Linked DNA regions of Homo sapiens: region 2 is linked to region 1. A link is a loop called in an ENCODE intact Hi-C map of the cell type or tissue named here. Cell type or tissue: B cell. All regions are shown on one strand. Region 1 has its middle 33 kb from the start of WHRN. Region 2 has its middle 1.4 kb from the start of TMEM268.

What was found. Peaks named below come from ENCODE experiments on the same cell type or tissue, not always from the same donor. Only the 100,000 strongest peaks of a DNase experiment are listed, where the experiment ranks them.
Region 2: it touches region 1 in a loop (3-fold over the local background); 4 of 110 quality-filtered maps call a loop at or near these places.

The regions. Positions count from the first base shown.
Region 1 is chr9:114,537,368-114,539,867 of GRCh38, reverse strand. No RefSeq gene overlaps it. Among named protein-coding and RNA genes, the nearest start is that of WHRN, 33 kb to the right of the region's middle. In B cell, CTCF peaks have their summits at 1,220 and 1,423; a DNase peak (open chromatin) is centred at 1,427; H3K27ac peaks cover 419 bases.
Region 2 is chr9:114,608,608-114,611,107 of GRCh38, reverse strand. It overlaps a transcript of TMEM268 not described here. Among named protein-coding and RNA genes, the nearest start is that of TMEM268, 1.4 kb to the left of the region's middle. In B cell, CTCF peaks have their summits at 1,100 and 1,310; no DNase peak of the experiment used is centred here; H3K4me3 peaks cover 692 bases; H3K27ac peaks cover 780 bases.

The DNA.
Region 1 (2,500 bases):
AAGTGCCCAGCAAGCTCTTGCTTTCACAAAGATGCATTGGCAATTACTGAGAGTCCTGTTCTCTTCTAGGCATTTACAAATTGATTTGTTCCCATGTCATCAGGTATAGAAGGTAAGCAGCTGAGTAATAATGCATGGGTGAGGATAGGGAGTCCAGAATGGGCTTTATTTCTGGAGGAAGAGGTGTGGAGTGAGGAGGAGGTAGCCAGACCCCCTTGGGAGAGCAGAGGCTGTGTGCATGGTGTCCAAAGCATTCAAATAAACAGCAAAATCTTGGTGCATGTGACAGAAAGAACACTGGATTTGGAGTAAAAGAGACATGGCTATAAATTTCAGCTCTGTCACTTAATAGTGACATTGGAGAGGTCACATCATCCCTTGGATTCTCACTCTTTCATCTATAAAATGGGAATGATAATATGTACCTTGCATAAATAAAGTAGTGCTTGAGTGTTTAGCATGTGGAGGCAGACTGCTATTTATTAGATATATGACCTTGGAGAACCTGTTTTGTTTGTCTGTTTTTGAAACTTTTTTTTTCAGGGTCTCACTCTGTCACCCAGGCTGAAGGGTAGTGGCACAATCCTAGCTCACTGCAGCCTCAAACTCCTGGGCTCAAGCAATCTTCCTACCTCAGCCTCCAAATAGCTATAGATATGCACCACCATGCCTAGCTAATTTCTTTAAAAAATGTTGTAGACATCGGGACTCATTATGTTGCCCAGGCTGGTCTTGAACCCCTGGGCTCAAGCAATCCTTATTTATTTAGAGATGGTGTCTCATTCTGTCGCCCAGTCTGGAGTGCAGTGGTGCAATCTCATCTCGCTGCAACCTCTGCCTCCTGGGTTCCAGCGAGTCTCCTGCCTCAGCCTCCCAGGTAGCTGGGATTACAGGCATGTGTCACCACGCCCAGCTAATTTTTGTATTTTTAGTAGAGACAGGGTTTCACCATGTTGGCCAGGCTGGTCTCGAACTCCTGACCTCAGGTGATCTGCCCACCTTGGCCTCCCAAAGTGTTAGGATTACAGATGTGAGCCACTGCGCCCGGCATCTGGGGCCTTTTTTATAAGGACATTGATCCTATTTGTGAGGGTAGAGCCCTCATGATCTAGTCACATCCCAAAGGCCTCACCTCCTCATATCACTCATTGGTAAATCAGTTTTCAAAGTAGGAATTTTGCAGGGGCACACAACGTTCAGACCATAGCAATATGGTCAGCGTCTTCTTTAATATTGTGCTGCTGAAACACAATACCTGAGACTGGGTAATTTATTAAGAACAGAACTTTAATTTCTCACAGTTCTGGAAGCTGAGGAGTCCAAGATCAAGATGCCAGCAGGTTCACTTGTCAGGTGAGGGCTACACCCTCTGGAGGAGTGGAACGCTATGTCCTCACGTGGCAGAAAGCAGAAGCGCAAGTGAGCTGAACACTACAGGAAGCCTCTTTGATAAGAGTCATAATCCCATCTACAAGGGAGGAGCTCACGGCCTAATCACTTCTCAGTGGCGCCACCTCCTAATACTACCACACTGGGCATTAGGTTTTCACACCTGAGTTTTGGAGAGGACACATTCAAACCATAGCAATCAGGATTTTAAATCTTAGACATTGTAGTAGGAGTGTAGTGGTGTCTCATTTTAGTTTTAATTTGCATTTGCTTAATAGCTGATGAGGTTGAGTAGATTTTCATGTTCACATTTGCCATCTGTATTTCTTCTTTAGTGAAGCAGTTGTTCAAATCCTTCATTCATTTTAAACATTTGAGTTTTAATTTTCTTTTTGAGTGTTCTTTATGTATTCTGACTGTAGGTCCTTTATCAGATATGTGATTTGCAAATATTTTCTCCCAGTCTGTGGCATATCTTTTTATGCTTTAAGAATGTCTTTCAACAAGCAGAAATTCTAACTTTTCGTGAACACCAATTTATCATTTTTTAAAAGAATCGTGCATTTGGTATTACAGTTAAGAAATCTTTTCCTGCCTAAGATAAGTGCATTAATTTCTTAGGGTTCTCTGTAACAAAGAACCATAAATCAGGTGGCTTAAAACAATAGAAATTAATTCTCTCATGGTTCTGGAGGCTCTAACGGAGAAACTGCTCCATAACTCTCCCCTAGCTCCTGGTGGTTATCTGCAATCCTTGGCATTTCTTGGCTTATACACCCGTTACTCCAATCTCTGCCTCTATATTCACATGGCATTCTCCCTGTGTGTCTTGTGTCTCTTCTTATATGGACATCAGCCATATTGGATTAAGCACCCACTCTACTCCAGTATGATTTCATCTTAATTTAACTAATTACATCTGCAATGGCCCAATATCAAATAAAGTCACATTCTGAAGTTCTGAGAAGAACATGATTTTGGGGAGTACACTACTCAATCCAATACAATAAGAAACAAAAATTTTCTCCCATGTTTTCTTCCAAAAATTATGTAGTTTTAGGTTTTATATTTAGGTCTATAGTTCACTTTGAGTTAATTTTGGTATACTGTA
Region 2 (2,500 bases), 71 kb before region 1:
TATTGGGGACTTGGGTTTGGTTTTTGTTTGGTTGGTTTTGTCGTTGTTTTTAGAGTCGGGGGTTTCGCTGTGTTGCCCAGGCTGCTATCGGACTCCTGACCTCAAGCGATCCTCTTGCTTGGCCTCCCAAAGTGTTGGGATTACAGGCGTGAGCCACCGCACCTGGCCGGGGACTTGTTTCTAATGGAAAATTGTGTATGTGCTGTATTGTTAAGAGCATTGGTTTGGGGTCAGACTAGGCTGTGATTCGGGTCTCTCCACTTCTTATTATCGTCTTTGGTAAATTATTTAACCTCTTTGTGCCTTCGTTTTCTGTAAAAAGCAGATAATTATAGCTACTTCATGAGGTCGTGTGAAGATTTAATGAGATAGTGTGTGTGAAATGTTCACAGCTACCAGACACATACTCACTCGTGTTCCCAATTGCTATACTCACAAGGGCTCACTCCCATCGCCATCCTTCGTAATTTCAAAGGGTCTACGGTTAAAAGTAAGTAACCTTTCCCCTGAGGAAAACACTAACCTTGTGCTTTCCTTGTATTTTTCCTTAGAGCACATATGTACCTGTGCGTGTGTGCGTTTACACAAAGGAAGGCCTTTTCTATTCTGTTGGGCACTCTGCTTTTTCATTCGACAAAGTACCTTGGCGCTCATCGGCCAGAACGCGCCACACTGCCTCATTTCCTTTTAAGGGGCACATAAACGTCCCTATATTAATATTAGGTTTGCGCAAAAGTTATTGCGTTTTTTTGCCATTAAAAACATTACAGGCTGGGCGCGGTGGCTCACGCCTGTAATCCCAGCACTTTGGGAGGCCGAGGCGGGAGGATTACCTGAGGTCGGGAGTTCGAGACCAGCCTGATCAACATGGGGAAACCCCGTCTCTACTAAAAATACAAAATTAGCCGGGCCTGGTGGCGCATGCCTGTAATCCCAGCTACTCGGGAGACTGAGGCAGGAGAATCGCTTGAACCCGGGAGGTGGAGGTTGCGGTGAGCCGAGATTGCGCCATTGCACTCCAGCCTGGGCAACAAGAGCAAAACTCCATCTCAAAAAAAAAAAAAATTGCAAAAACCGCGATTATTTTTGCACCAACCTAATAGAAAGGGTCTTTGTTTTCTTAACCCTTCTTTCTTAGTGGACATGAAGGTGATTTCCAGCCTTGCTGACAGGCCTTGCCCTGATACACATAGCAGCATTGTTGCATACACGCAAACATGCCACAGCCTGCATTTCTTTCTTTCTCTTTCTCTTTCTTTCTTTCTTTCTTTCTCTCTTTCTTTCTTTGTTTCTTTTTCTTTCCTTCTTTCATTTCTTTCTCTCTTTGTTTCTTTTTCTTTCCTTCTTTCTTTCTTTCTTTCTTTCCTTCCTTCCTTCTTTTTCTTTTTCTTTTTCTTTTTCTTTTTCTTTTTCTTTTTCTGAGACAGGGTCACTCTCTTGCCCAGGCTGGAGTGCAGTGGTGCAGTCACAGCTCACTGCAGCCTCGGCCTCTCCTCTCAGGCTCAAGGGATCCTCCCACCTCAGCCTCTCTGGTAGATGGGTCTAAAAGTGCATGCCACCACTCCCGGCTAATGTTTTTGTTTTTGTTTTTGTTTTTGTTTTGTAGATGCAGGGTCTTACTATGTTTCCCCAGCTAGTCTCAAACTCCTACACTCAAGTGATCCTCCCACTTCAGCCTCCCAAAGTGCTGGGATTACACGTGCAAGCCACCATGCCTGGCCCATTTCTATAAGTAGATGTGCTGAGTCAGAATGTACATGCTTGTTTGTTTGTTTGTTTGTTTGTTTGTTTGTTTTTGAGATGGGGTCTCGCTCTGTCACCCAGGCTGGAGTGCAGTGGTGTGATCTTGGCTCACTGCAGCCTCCACCTCCCGGGTTCAAGCGATTCTCCCACCTCAGCCTCCCGAGTAGCTGGGATTACAGGGGTGTGCCACCACGCCTGGCTAATTTTTGCATTTTTAGTAGAGACAGGGGTTTCACCATGTTGCCCAGGCTGGTCTCGAACTCCCGACCTCAGGTGATCCACCCGCCTTGGCCTCCCAAAGTACTGGGATTACAGGGGTAAGCCACCGCACCTGGCCTATGCATGCATTTTTTTATTTTAACAGATATTCCAAATTGTTGGGAAACTCTCAGACCCCAGAACTTAGCTGGCTGCATGCTCGGCCAGCCCTCAGAGACAGCATGATTGGAGGCAGGAGCAGGAATTGGCAACCTGAGAAGTAGATACCACCCAGGCACCCTCATTCACAAGGATCCAGGTAGTGGGCTACTAAAAATGAAGTTCATTCATTTATTTATCCACAAATGGACATTCAGTACCTGCTAAGGGACAGGCATTGTACTGAGCAAGAGTGAACAATACACACCAGGTCCCTATTTAGTGTGCCTGATTTCCAAACAAAACAAAAACAAAAAACAATTTAGACGCGTGGGAGCAAGAGCCTCAAGAGATATTGAAGCTTTACTCACTGATGATAGGATATTAAAAGGGATCCTGC